2 separate regions of the Homo sapiens genome follow, and region 1 is linked to region 2. The links are chromatin loops, found by intact Hi-C in ENCODE. Cell type or tissue: OCI-LY7. All regions are shown on one strand. Each heading gives the region's core, and the rest is flanking DNA. Links, peaks and the distances in the headings are about the cores only.

The links. Peaks named below come from ENCODE experiments on the same cell type or tissue, not always from the same donor. Only the 100,000 strongest peaks of a DNase experiment are listed, where the experiment ranks them.
Region 1: it touches region 2 in a loop (1.8-fold over the local background); 1 of 110 quality-filtered maps calls a loop at or near these places.

Annotation. Positions count from the first base shown.
Region 1 is chr1:87,047,855-87,055,499 of GRCh38, forward strand. The region is part of intron 1 of HS2ST1 (heparan sulfate 2-O-sulfotransferase 1); the gene reads left to right. Among named protein-coding and RNA genes, the nearest start is that of LINC01140, 78 kb to the right of the region's middle. In OCI-LY7, for the core only: no CTCF peak of the experiment used is centred there; DNase peaks (open chromatin) are centred at 4,297, 4,757, 5,337 and 5,797; H3K4me3 peaks cover 3,979 bases; H3K27ac peaks cover 5,000 bases.
Region 2 is chr1:86,771,072-86,778,716 of GRCh38, forward strand. No RefSeq gene overlaps it. Among named protein-coding and RNA genes, the nearest start is that of SH3GLB1, 70 kb to the left of the region's middle. RefSeq lists an enhancer at 2,541-3,740. In OCI-LY7, for the core only: no CTCF peak of the experiment used is centred there; DNase peaks (open chromatin) are centred at 2,420 and 3,380; H3K4me3 peaks cover 2,174 bases; H3K27ac peaks cover 3,259 bases.

The DNA.
Region 1 (7,645 bases), core at 1,600-6,599, 280 kb after region 2:
GATAACAAGTCTTGAGATAAAGTGGTGTAAATCCTTCAATTTTCTTATTTTTCAATTTGTTTTGCCTATTCCAAATTATTTACATTTCCATATTAGTTGGTCAATTCATACCAAAAAGTGTCCTGGGATTTTGATTGGGATTGCATGGCATCTGTATATAAATTTTTGGAGAATTGACATCTTAACAGTAGTCTTTCAATCATGAATGTGGCATATCTATTTAGATCTTATTTAATTTTTCTCAGCAGAGTTTTATAATTTTTACTGTATGGTCTTGTACATCTTATTGCAAATTTATTTATATTTTTGTGCTATTTTACATGGTATTTTTTATGTGAATTTCTGATTATCTGTTATTAGTAATATACAATTGATTTAGGTATATTGATTTTTATATCCTGCAACCTTGCTAAACTCATTAATTCTCGTAGCTTTTTTATTAGATTCTTTTGGAATTTCTACGCATTCAGTCATGCTGTCTGTGACAAAAGACAGTTTTACTTCTTGCTCTCTAATCTGTGTGCCTTTCTTTTTCTTGCCTTATTGCACAGGCTAGAGCCTCCAAGACAGTGTTGTGTAAAACTGATGAGGGTGGACATCCTTGCCTCATTCATGGTTTTAGGGTGAAAGTATCCAGTCTGTCTTTCAGTAAAGTATGATACCAGCTGAACATTTTTACAGATATCCTTTTATTAGTTTGAGGAAGTTCCCTTCTATTCCCAGTTTGCCGAGATTTTTATCATGCTTCTAGTCCCAGTTTGCTGAGATTTTTATCATGCTTCTAGTCCCAGTTTGCTGAGATTTTTATCATGCTTCTAGTCCCAGTTTGCTGAGATTTTTATCATGAATTGATGTTGGATTTTGTTTATGTGCATGTATTAAGATGAATACGTGGTCTTTAGCTTATTTAATAAGGTAAGTTACATTGACTTTTGCATGTTAAACCAATCTGTATCCTTGGGATAAACTACATAGGTATGATAATTGTCCTTTCATTTCACTAAATGTTGTTAATTTTTGCCTCTATAAGGGATTTCATGTCTGATTTTGGTATCAAAGGCTGGCTTCAGAGACTCAACTGGAAAGCGTTTTCTTCAAGAGTTTGTGTTGATGTTTTCTTATGTTGGTATTTTTGGTATTGGTATTTTTTTTGTTTGGTAGAATTTTCTAAAGCCATTTGGGCCTTTTGTTTATCTGTGAGAAAGATTTGTTTTCATTTTTTGTGCGAAGGTTTTTTATCTATACATTTAATAGATTTAAAAGGTTATTCTGTTTAGCTATCTGTGAGCTTCGTTAATTTTTGTGTTTCAAGGAATTTAGCAATTTATCAAGTTTATTGGCTACAGTTGCTTATAATATTCTTTTATTGTCTGTAGTATTCTCTCCTTTGTCATTTCTGATATTAATAATTTGTATCTTCCCTTTTTTTTTCTTATTAGTCTGGCTAGAAGTTTATCAGTTTTATTTTTATTTATTTATTTATTTTTGGCACAAAGAACTAGCTGTGGTTTAGGTCACTGGTGTTAGAACTGCCTTCTTTTCTAATATGATCGTGTAGTGCTGTATGTTTCCCTAAAAGCACTGCTTCAGTTACATCTTACAATTTTGATGTTTTTGTTTTATTAGGTTCAAAATGCTTTTCTACTTTCCTTTTTGTTTTTTTCTTTGTCCTGTGGGTTACTTGAAGTGTGTTATTTAGTCCAAGTATTTGTGGACATTTCAAATGTCTTTTCTGTTATTTTAAATTTAATTCTGTTTTAGTCAGAGAATATATTTTGTATGATTTGAGTACTTTCAAATATTTTGAACCTTGTTTTATGACTGAGAATATGGTCTGTCTTATCAAATGTTCCATGTACACTTGAAAAGAATGTGTATCTGCATTCTGGATGGAGTGGTCTCTAAATGCCAATTGGCTAATTAGTTGATGATATTGTTCAAATTTGCTGTATCTTAGTGATTTTCTGTTTACTATCAATTGTTGTGAGCATGATGGTGAAATCTTTAATTATACTTGCAGATTTGTCTGTTTTTCCTGTGAGCTTTTAATTCATATGTTTTTAAAACTCTCTTATAAAGGTACAAAATTGTTTAGGATTGTTATGTCTTTTTGATAAATTGACCCCTTTATCATTATGAAATGATCCTTTTTATCTTTGCCAGTATTCTTTACTCTGAAATCCATTTGTCATGAATATGGCTACACCAGCTTTTTTTGATTTGTGATAATGTGATATATCTTTTCTCATCCTTTTGCTTTTAAGTTATTTAATGTTTCTCTCATTTAAAGTGGTTTTCTTGTGGTCAGAATATAGTTGAATCTTGCTTTTTTATCTAGTCTGACAATCTCAGCCTTTTCTATGGTGTGTATGGATCCTGATAATTAGTACATTATCTTTTAATGTGCAAATATAAATGTTAGTAATTATAAATTAAGATTTAAGAATTTGAATAATTTGATAGATCCCATCAAGTAATCTTATTCCTAAAATTTCTATTTTCTTTATTTTTCGAACTTTGTTTTATTTAGACTTATTATTTCTAGGTTATCTTAGGCCACCAAGAAAAAGCCAAAATTGGGAAGTAAACTGGGACTACATTAGAAATAAAATGGCCTCCAAATATGAGAGATTATGCTACAGAGACTCCTGTAAAATTTTAGCTATAAAAGGGTAAAATGGAGAATGGTACCCACAGGGTCACAAACCAGAGTCAACAAATGTTGACTCCAGTGTTGCTTTCTAATATCTTCTGTTTGTTATTGATTTTAGACTACTTGCTCTTATATCACCTTGGGAGCTTTTAAGAAATACAGATTCCCCAGTCCCATGGAATTTGTTATACCCTGTAATCTATTTTAAGGTAATGTAACTTTCCATGTGATTCTTAGATTACTCTAGGGTCAGAAATCATGGTCCTGCCCTACTTATCTGACCACTTTAATCTCTGACTTTTCTGCCACTATCACTTTCTCCTACAGAGTCTTGGCACCATTACAGGAAAAAACCTCTGAGGATTAGTCAGGTGTGATATACCTAGAATATTATACTAAACAGTCTTGACATGTATGGAGCTTTAGCTTTGACTGTGCTATATGTAACATTAGGTTAGTAGAGATCAAATCACCTCAAACCTTCACTTTTAACATTATCCTTCACTTCCTTTTAATATTTCTTAGATTGTGGAGTGAAGAACTCTGTCTCCCATATGGTTTAATTTAGTATGCTATATTATTTTTATTAAGCAAATTTGTGTGTCTGCTGTATACTGGGTAATAATGGTCATCACCTTTCTTTCAGAGAAAGAAGTAGCTTTTAAACAAGTTATGCTCTCCTCCCCCAAAAAGTCACGTTAATTCTACATGATTTTTTTTTTTCAGTTTTCGTGGTTTGATTGGTTCCAGTGTTCAATTAGAATGTACTTAAATTTATGTTGCCTAATTCAAATAGATTAATGGGGATGAGGCAGAGTAACTCACAATAGAACAAACAGTTTTGAGTTACTTTGCCTTATCCCCATTAATTTTATCAACCCATACCTTTTCATAATGATCATAATTTTATTTCTGGCATAGGAAAATAAGCCAAAAATATTAATGGATTTAAAAAGCTAATATATAGGGTATGTAAAGATCAACAAATTATTTTAAAGTAGATATTAAAATGTCTATTGTATAGTAAATGTTCAGTAGTCTGCAAAATAAAGAATATTCTACTTGAGAATTTTTTTCTTACACTTGTTTCATATGATTAAAATTCAGTAAAACACAATTAAAACTCAAATTATGGTCAAGCATTAGTTTTTGTCGATTGATAACAACTGTCCAGCATTTTACTGGTCATTATTGAGAATATCAATTATCATTGCATTGTGGGCATGTTGAAGTGTCACTAGTAAAGAATTGTAGTTTACAGGATCCTGAATAATGGTTCTTTTTTGTTACACAAGACAAATGCAAAGGAAGACAGTTTTTGGAAATCGATGTTTAAAAAAGAACATCTTTAGAATATTAATACCTGTGACTAATTTTTAAAGATTCATGAAAAATACAAATTCAACTGAAAAGCTATAACAGTTTCTCAGAAGATACAAAGCTGTAAAATATAAAAAGTTTTAGGCCAGGTGCAATGGTTTACACCTGTAATCCCAGCATCTTGGGAGGCTGAGGTGGGCTAATCGCTTGAGCCTAGGAGTTTGAGACCAGCCTGGGCAACATGCTGAAACCCTGTATCTACAAAAAATACAAAAATTAGCCAGGCATGATAGCGCACACCTGTAGTCCCAGCTACTCCGGAAGCTGAGGTGAGAGGATCACTTGAGCCTGGGAGGTCGAGGCTGCAGTGAGCCCTAATCATGCCACTGCACTGCAGGCTAGGTGACAGAGCGAGACCCTGTCTCAAAAAAAATTTTTTTTTAACTCACTTTTTTAGTCTTAACAATGGGTAGTGTACAATCTACTTGAACTTCAGTTTTTAACTAGTAAGCCAGGACTGGAACTTGTAGTTTAATCAGAATTTCTTCATATATACGTGAATGTTCCTAGATGAATATCTTTAACATGGTTCTTGAATTCTTGGTTGTACCCCAAAAATGGTTTCAGTTTAAAAGGGTGTGGGGCAATGACCATGATTCAGAATTAATTAATGTTGCATTTTCACAGGGTTTTGTAACAGTTTATGCTCAAGAACAATGTAAACATTTCACTTGTGCTTTCCATAATGATGGTACAGCATGCTTTAAAGAGGAACTGACTAGCCTTAGGAGACGTAGTGGTTGGTGGCGAGCAGTGAGGAAGATGGGAAATCCAGTTAGTCCAATAGAATCAGTGCCATGAGTTAAAGGGTAATGGATGTGATGACCAGAATACCCTCACAACTAGTTTATACCATTACGTTGTTTTTCACAGATCTAAGGTACATCTAAAATTCCAATTAATGGGGTACAATTAATTAGTTACATGGAAAAGATAATATTCTATATCTGTCTTCTTAATAAGCCAACAGAAATGCCCTCTAGAACACCGATTCTCAAAGTGTTCCTGGACCATCATATCAGCATTGGGAACTGGACTGGCAAATTCTTAGTCCTTGGAATTAGTAGCTAGGGAATGTGGGAAGGCAGGAATTTGTATTTTAACAAATGCTCCAAGTAATTCTGATGCATGCTCAGTTTGAGAACCACTGCTTTAGAATATGATGCATATCAAACTCCAGTAAAATAATAGCAAGTTTTCAGCATTGCTAATTCTAATTTTCAACAGCTGCTGCATTAGGTTTTCGTTAATGATACCCAAACCCAGCTGGAGTTGAATCCTAGTTACTTCTTATTCTTTTTACTTACTAGTGAGTGGAGCACCAGGTGCAGTTGTTGAAGTGTGAAAATAATTTAGCTTTGTAGACAGTTCTGGCATTTCTTGATTTTGAAAATGCTTTAATCTTCTTGGTATGATATTTCAACAATCAAAGCACATCTATTTTAATGGCAGTATGGACTTGTGCTAAGAATTTAAGGAAATCTCTGAATTATTCCTACCAGTTTAATATCAAAATTAATATTTTAGCTGAATTACAAAGCTTATATATAATTTACTCCTATTTTATTTTTCCACCAGTATGTGCATTAAAAATTTTTTAATGTCTTCCTGAATAATTTACTTTCAACCTTTTTCACATCTTCTACAATATTATGTTTAGTTTTACTTTGGAAAAAAATGCTAGCAGAGATTTTAGTTAAATGCATTCTTAGTAGTAAGGTCCAGCTGCGTGCTTTGTGAGTTGCAAAACTCATGAGTCCTTCAAAAAACATTTTAAAGGCATGTCAGTAAGACATGAAACTAGCATTTATCTGCTGCAGTATACTTTGAGTATCTACAAGTGGACAACATGGTCAAAAGCACTTAAAATGTTTAATAGATTAGTACATGATCTTGCAGTGATAGTGCAGATTTGTTTTTGGTTGTATTGCACATATGTTATAGGTAATGTTGGTAATACAGATATTTAGAACCAAAAGCTGATGAATTCAAAATTCTCTTTTGATGTTTAAAAATAAAAATAAAATTCTCTTTTTTTTAACTGTGTACCTTCATGATCTCATTTACTCCTTTTACATCAGCTGATGCCTTTGTGTTGTGACTCTTAATTTCTATCTTTAGTTCAGAACTTTCTCCTGAGATGTATATCTTCTGTAACCTACATATTACTACCTGGATGTTCCATGGGCACATGAAACTCACTGTGTCTGAAACTGATAATCCAAATCTCTCCCTCATACTAACCCTGTAAATACATATGGAATCAGAGTTACATTAATAGCCTATTTTTCATTATTATAATAGGTCAAATAGCCTATTTTGGCCATTACCCTAGATGTTTGCACAGGGCTTCATTCTCCATTGAAATTCCTTTCTAATATTTCTGAAACTCTTCTAGAGATATCTCATGTGGGTTTTTTTGTTTGTTTTTTAAAAAGCAGACTCCCCTCTACCCATAAGAATCTGCTTGGTTACTTCCTTGTCCATAGAACAACTATCTCTAATCAAGCATCATCATCTCTGCTGCTTCCCCAAGAGGAAATGCCAGAAAGTATGGGAGCCTTCATGGTGCTAAGATTGATGTCACATTTCATGTAGAAATGGAGAAAGTTCTCTTATGTCCTCAGTAATGTCATACTTTATCACTTGTGAACCTGCTTTATGTGCCTGTGTGAAGAAATGGCAAACTATATACCAGCTATTCATGCATTTCTTCCTCTAGTATGTTTTTATTGCTAGGAAGCAACTGCCCACCAAGGATTAAATTTCTCACCACAACCCCTGCATCTAGGTAGGGCCATATGACTAGTGTTTGCCAAGATAATTAAGAAATGGTTGTGCTTTCTGCACTCTATCGGCCAGCTGGATCAAAAGACTTCAAGGTACTGTGGAGAATGGCAAAGTCAGAAGAGGAAAGGAGCATAATTCCTTGAATTACTGCATAAAAGGCTGTCTGCCAACCAGAAACACTCATGTTGGTACTTGAGCAAGAACTAAACTTCTTGTGTAGTAAACAATCGAGATTTCGTTACAACAGCTGATGTTTCCCTAATTAATACAGTGCCCCCTTTATATTACAAAGCCCTTCTTTGAAACAGCTCCTTAATCATTTCCCTGCATTCCCTTTCTCTAAAAACTCAAACACATAAATATCTGGAAATTCATGGGGCTGGGAGGGAACAGATGCCACATTACATTCTAATCCAGAACTTTTCTGCCATTGTGCCCTCCCCATCCTATTCCCTAGACCTGTTAGGCTTGGATATTGTTCTTACACAAGCTTGAAATAAAGCCTTATGAAAATGGGCTCTTCCACAGACCAGCTACATACTTGATTTCTCAGTTTGAACTTCAGTGTAGACTACAAACTATCCTGAATTCCTTTCTTCATCCCCATTTATTCTTCCTTCCCCAATTCTCAAATTCACTGAATGGTACCATCTTCCTCCTCAGTAAAGAAGCCTAGAGACAGTACCTTAGCCACTTCCAATTCCGTCTTCTACTCTTGTCACCTAAGCCTCTAACCCATTAACCTATCTCCTTCCAGTCCCCATGCTTCTTCCTTACTGCAGTTGCTTTCCTTCAAGTCTTAATCCTCACTATGTCTTCAGG
Region 2 (7,645 bases), core at 1,344-6,343:
CCTCTAAGAATCCCTAATGCAGTTGTCAAATTTTCTTGTATATTTCCTTAAATGTTTTTGAAAAATAATCTATGTGCACTCTACACAATTTTAAACTAAAAAAATGTTAATTATAAGCTTAATTCCCAACATGTTCTATGATGCATACAGGCTCTGAATATATTTTTTTGTCAAAATCTTGGAACTGTATACTAAGATCAATTTATAGGCAACATCCACCATAGAACTTGGCAAACCTAGTCATTGTCAAATCAGTCATCTAAATCAGACTGACTTTCTGTCAGAAAAAGTCTTACTTCATTTTTCAATTCAAATAAGCATATTTATGCTCATCCCTGGGACAAACATCTCACTTTCAAATTCTAATTGAAAGATGGATGAGTGGATAGATGGATGGATGGATGGATGGATGGATGGATGGATGGATGGAAGAATGGATGAATGAGCCCTCAGAGCCTTGCCAAGAGTTTCCCTCTTGGATAAGAATAAAAAGTTCCCTTCAACATTTCCTTCTGGCACCCATGGGACTCCCCTCAGGAGCAAGGCATCCTGGAATTGTCCCTTCGCTTTGTGCCCTGGGAAATCCACATTAATAGGATTTAGAATGGATGAGAGGTTTGTTTGTCATTAATAAAAAAGGGAATTTTAAAAGGAGGTGGGAAGAGCCAACCAATCACAGACTTGGCAGATCAATCTTAGGAAAAAGTACAGTTGGAAATTGAGAATATAAAAATTAATTTCCTTACAAGAAATGTAAGGGCCTCATGGAAAGTCATTTGCTCTCCTCCCAAGGGTGGGCATTCCCGTTGGGTTGAAGACCACTGCCTGGAGGTCAAAAGTCTAATTTCACACATGGACTTGTGTGAGTCTAAGCATTAGAGCTTGCCAGCTTTCTGACCCACCTCTTAGTTTTAGGAGACTCCTTCGAGGTCATGTACTCAATTCCTCTCAGCTTTGTGTCAACTGTTCATTGTGGCCTATTTTCATTTTATTTCCTTTATAAAGTTCTAAATTTCTCTCTTTTTTTTTCAAAGTAAATAACCACTTTCATGCTAGTTTTCTGTGGTTATGTAATTGTAGTTTAGTTTATGTAATCATTTTTAGTTAAAATTTCTTATTGATACATGATTGTATATATTTATGAGGTGCATGTGATATTTTGATACATGCATACAATGTATAATGATTAAATTAGGGTATTTAGGATATCCACCACCTCAAACATTTATCCTTTCTTTGTGTTGGGAACATTTAAGTCTCTTCTAGCTATTTTGAAATATACAATAAATTATCATTAACTATAATCACCCTACTGTGAACACTACTGTGAATGGCTATCAAATACTAGAACTTATGCCTTCTATTTAACCTCAATTTCTTGAATGAAGAGGCTGTGAAAACTTATTTTAGCTTCTCTCCTCTTTCTCTCTCAAAAAAATTCCTGGCCTGGGCATCTTTTTCCTGGTTGAAAGGTGTCTAGATAACCACCTTGGTAGTTTCAGGTGGGTTGGTGAACACAGAAACTGGATTTGGAGTTGGATAGTCTTACATAAACCTGTGGAAACATCTTAGTAACTTTTCCTGCCCCCACAAAGACCACACACCCCTCTATAGAGACAGGAGTATTTTTAGTAAAATATGCTACTAGTTGCAGGTTGATTTTCAGCCTGCCATTTTATGAAGTCCTACTAGACTTGCTGGAAACTTGGAAAATGCTGTATCTGCTCTAGTCTACAGCAGTAGGACACCAAGCAGTCCATTGAGTTCAGTTCAGCCACAGTTATTACACTTTGTGCACCTACTAAACAAAAGAAAAACACAGTATTTCTGCCTTCGAAGAGCTCACAGATTACAGGTAAATCCAGGGTATATACACATACAATCTCAGTTATGATGGCTGCCAGGCTAACCACCTTCCTAGTGATTTAGGCTGCTGAAAGTCTTAGAAAAGGACTGTAAAATCTCCTAACATAAAAAGTGGCTAAAAGAGGTATTAGGAGTTGATCACTTGGCTCCCCTCTCTGGGTCTTGCCCAACTCTAGCCACAACGACAAGCATCCAAGTTAAATTCTCACTTCCAAATCTAATACCTGCTTGAAGAACTTCCCAGTTGCCTCTTAGCTTTGCTTCATGGCACATTCCTGGTAAATCAAAATTCTAAACAAATTTATCCTGTCAACAAGGGACTATTTACCACTCCATAAATCAACCCAGATTTTTCATCCTGCTCTACTATATACGATGGGTAAAGTATTCTAGGTGATCTTTGAGCATTTTATCTTTTTCTTGAGAGAGGCAGATTTGGGGCACGATTCTGAATCTTCTGGGGCAGGCAGGTGCTCTCAGACTTTGGTTTTGATGTAGTGGTGATAGCTGTGGTCTTCACTGCGCTACAGGCCAGCTGACAAGGATGTTGCTCTCCTTCCAACCTGGGGCTCTTGGTTATCCTTGAAGGAGAGGAAGTGAAATCTTCTTATTTTAATGACCTAATCAGAGGAGCTGAATCAAAACACCATTTGGCAATACCTCAGTACATGATTCTCTAAGGCTCACAAAAAAGTTTTGAAGGAAAGGGTAGTTTGTACTTTCTATCTAAATAAACATTTTCTGAAGTCACAGTACAAAGAGTAGACTACAAGTCCTAATGACCATGGATATCATATACAAAACAAGATTAGTACCTGAGCTTAGGAGGGAGTATTTGTACTTACAACATCTAAAATATCAAATTAATGAGTCAGAACTTTGGCCTTCATTCTATCTGCCTTTGTAAAACATATCTCAGACTTCTCAGGGTAAACTTGATCTGATTCAAACTGGAAACAAGGTATCTCCTGGCCGAGATCTTCTCCTTTCAGATTAAACAGTCTGAAAGGAAAAATGGGATCTTCCCCATTTTAAGAGAATAAACATGTGTCTCTGAGGGGAAAAGAAAATGAAAACATTCTATCAACCAGCACAGCACACTGAGGAAGAGCCAGGTGCAAGCTCAGGGCAACAAGACACGTTTTCTCATTCTCCTTCACTGCCACCATCCTTTCCCAACCCCTGCACTCCCTCTGTCCCCCTCCATCCCCATTAAAAAACAGCAACAAACCGCTATGATTAATGACTAAAGAATAAGAGCAGGTGTACAATCTTTATACATTTTAGATTTGGATCAAATTCACTCTTCTCAATTCCTCTTCCTAAAGCCCCACCAATAATCCTTTGCCATCTGCCCCTCCTCCCCTTTCCTTTCTGAGGCTGCTAATGAAAGTGGGGTGGCCAGGACTGAAGAAGGACTTGAGCTGGCTGTCTCTGATTGACTCCTAGCTATCTCATGCCCCCGCTTCCTGCTGGCAGAAAGCAATGCAAAGTGACTGCTGTAGGAGCAGCTGCTGAAGCTCATTTCCCTCCCCCGATGCCTGTCACATTCTTGGGCAATATTTCAGAAGCTTACTCATCCTGCCACTCACTTCCCCCGCCCCCATACCCCTGCCCCCAAACAAGACATTAGGAAGGAAACATGAGAGATTTTATTTTAGCCTAATTGAGCAACAGCCCTTACTTCATCTTGAGTAAGATAAATGGGCTGTCCAACTTCACTTCTCACTTTATCTGTAATGAGGTTTCTCTCTCAACTGTTTACCAAAGTATTAAAAAGCACTTTGTAGCGCCGGCTGGTATATTCCATCAAAGAGAGTCAATAGAACAGATGAAGACATATGAGAAAGTCAGGAGATAAGGTGCCTTTTATGAAAGTTCAGATTCCAGACCTATTAAAAAGAACCGCTTCCCCCTCTGTGAATTCAGGGACAAAAAAAACAACCTTTTCCTCTTTGGCAGTAAGGTGGTTTCTCATAGGGTAGGACAGCACCTGGCAGGTTTTCCCAGAGTCTGATCGAGGTGAATAATTAATTGTAGTCATTAATGTCCGGGTGGTAAGAAATTGCCAGAATTGTAAGATCCTAATAGGCCATTAGCATCTCTATACTGGATGCACTTTAGTGGACTCTTCCTCTGACCAGCAGCGATGAAACACTGTTCTGTTCTTGCTCAGGCTCTGTCTCCAGCTATTCTGGAAGAGTCGGTCACATTCAGATGTTGAAAGGTACAAGATAGGGAGTCCGAGGAGCAGACCCTGCTCAAGATTTTGACACTAAATGCTGTGTGACCTTAAATGAGCCATTAAATCTCACCACTATATAATTTCTTCCCTTACAAAGTAGGGAGGAACTATCTCATGCTGATAACTGTTCTGATAGGAAATCTGTTTTGATATATTGTGATTTTTACCTAAGAATTAAGTATGGATATTTTGTTGCATTATAGCCTCAGTCCTGTTTGTAGCTGTCATTCAACAGTATGAGGGCCTACTATGCCTGTACTTGTGGTAGGGAGGAAGACAAGACATATAAACCTGCAAAGTGAAATAAAAGGCACAGCCCTGTTGGAATGGGAAGCCAAATTTCTACTCCTCATTCAAAACCTCATGAAATATCTCTCCCTGACTGCCTCCCCAGCTATCTTGGCAAACAGTGCATTCCATAGAAGATCAGGGCCTTTATCACCTCGTGCAGTCATCTGTCTTTTCAACCTCCTCTGACAGCCTGTTATCTTCTAAAAGAAAGGACAGTGTCCTGCTCATTTCCTTATTCCCCCATCCCTAGCATAGTTCCTGAAATATGGTAGGCATGCAATATTTCTACATAAGTAAATGGATGGAGTGAATAATAAATGCCAAATACAGACCATAAGATACAAAAGAGAGGCAGCCATGGTGGACAGAGCCCTGAAATAGGAGCCAGAAGATCAGGGTGCAAATCATCAACTTATTATTCCATGAAACTCTGACTTTGGGCTCTCTGTGACCCAGTGTCCACATCTGAAAAGTGCTAATGCCCAAACCAAACAGGGTTATTGTGGGAATTAGGTAAAATGCTCTAAACAAAATTTAGCTCCCTTATCTTGTATTCCTTTTCCCTAAATAGTTGGAATACAACACTGGAGTCCAAGTTGCAACCCGAGGTGCAACTACAGGTTTCTAGGTTATCCAAGAAGGAAGAAGTTGTAAACCACAGGAGTAGATGAATTCTCAAGGAGAAAATGAAGAGAAAGAGGCTGATAACAATATCCAAAGGAATATACACAATTACAGGGCTGCAGAGATCATGAGCTAAAGAAAAGACTGAAGAAAGACGACATTGTATCATGCATCTAATTCAAGAACAGTATGGTGAAATCTACGGAATGTCATAACAAGGTCCAGGAAATAAAAGACTAATTCATTATGCATGATTATTTTGGCTTCTAGACCTTAAATTTTGGTCATGGTTTAAAGCTCTTCTAGTTGGATGACCATAAAAATTCTCAATGCATTTTCAACAGTCTTACAAAAATGGAAGACAAATTTTGTGAAGGGAAAGAGAACTTATGAATATATCCTTTTCCCTTTCTTCTTTCTTTTTTTTTTTTGTTTTTTGAGACAGGGTCTCACTCTGTCATCTAGGCTGGAGGGTGGTGGCATGTTCATGGCTCACTGCAGTTTCAACCTCTGAGACTCAAGCATTCCTTTCACCTTAGGCCCCCACAGAGCTGGGACTACAAGCATGAACCACCAGGCACCACTAGTTTTTGTAGAGACGGGGTTACACCATGTTGTCCAGGCTGGTCTCGAACTCCTAAGCTCAAGCAACCCACCCACATCACTTCCCAAAGTGTTGGGATTACAGGCGTAAGCCACCACGACTGGCCAAACATCCTTTTTAAAATGAGTCATATGAAGACTTTTTAGGCCCAGGCATGGTGGTGCGTGCCTGTAATTCCAGCTACTCAGGAGGCTGAGGCAAGAGAATCACTTGAACCCAGGAGGTGGAGGTTGCAGTAAGCCAAGATCGCATCACTACACTCCAGCCTGGGTGACAGAGTGAGACTCTGTCTCAAAAAAAAAAAAAAAGACTCTAGACCAAGAATGGACCAAAACAGACAATAGTGGTGGTACACCACTTGTCCTGGACACGCTACTTCTATTATTCTATTATTCCATCCTTGGGTTGCACTCATGTTTGTGGCAAACTCATTCTGGCTCATATTAAGTCTGTGGCTGACTAAAGCAACATTACTGCTTTTTTTTTTTTTTTTTTTTTTGAGACAGAGTCTCGCTTTGTCACCCAGGCTGGAGTGCACTGGTATGACCTCAACTCACACCTCCACCTCCTAGGTTCAAGCGATTCTCGTGCCTCAACCTCTTGAGTAGCTGGGATTACAGGCACGTGCCACCACACCCAGCTAATTTTTACATTTTTAGTAGAAACAGAGTTTTATCATGTTGGCCAGGCTGGTCTTGAACTCCTGACCTCAGGTGATCTGCCCACCTTGGCCTCCCTAAGTGCTGGGATTATAGGTGTGAGCCACTAACCCCGGCCGACATTACTTTTTTAAAGTGTAATTTAAGCCCAAATTTGCTTAACAGTCTACTCACCTAATTAATTATTTTGAACTTAAGTTAGGTTCAACTTGGACTTAATTGATTCTGTCAAAACATATTTAAAGTATTGATTCAGACATTCAAATTTGAGTTAGTCCTCCAAGATTTTTGTCACCTAAAAATTTGACTGTCATGCCTTCGCTGTGTTTCCTTACCATTGATTGTTTTTTAAGATTGAATAGCATTTTACTAGAAACAGGACCCCAGTTAACTATTCCTTAATCCATACACTTCTGTTTTGTTTTGTTTTTTTTACTTCTTAGAATTAATCTAAATAAAAATCCACTAAATTAAGGGCTCCTTGAGGGCAAGAACTGGGCTTATGTAGCTTAATATTTCGATCAACCCAAGGCCTGGCAGACAGTTGTATCCAGCTACATTTCTCTCTCCATGTCCCTCAGGAAGTGCCGTCTAACTCTCTGAAAGCCAGACCTCCTGGGTCTGCAACTTCCCATGGTCTCTAACTGGGCAACCAACATTTTTAGTAAAAGCATTACTAATTCCTACCATGTTCTTTCTGGCTCAGAGAGGTGCCACTTTCTTTTCTTAATTTTCACAAAACATCTATTTTTTAATCTCGCCAAGCTTATAAGTAGCTTAATACCTGTAGACATAGTCAAGAAATAGTTTGAAGAACTAGCCTTACTTCTAGGCTTTACAAGATTGAAACCATGTTTTTCTGGGATTTGTTTTCTTGCTTTTCCTAACGTGATTCAGGGTGGACCTAATCCCGTCATTCCTTACAGTTACATGCTCATCCTGGGCTTGCCCCCATGTCTGAGCAGGAGGCAGTGGCACACAGGCAGTTAAAATATGATGGATGGAGAGAAGAGAACCCACAGCACCTTGTTCTGCAGAGACCTCTCCTGGGGTTAGGTGGCCGTAGGGATGAGTGCAGACAGTGGTTTCACAATTCTCTCACTTCCATTTTCTGATTTTGCTGCAGAGCTATCCCAGTGCTTGGCTTCATCCCTGGATTCAGCCCATTAGCTCCCCATGGACACACTGAGTCTCACACCCTAAGCAGAGCTCCCAAAGGCAGGCACAGACTTAGGCACTTAAGTCAGGCCTCTTTGGGCAGCCAAAGAGTCTCGTGACCTAACAGAATTTCAGGCCTATCCTGGAGGCCTAGTCAGCATAGGCAGGAAGTGACTTTTTTCTGATCACAGCCTCTAC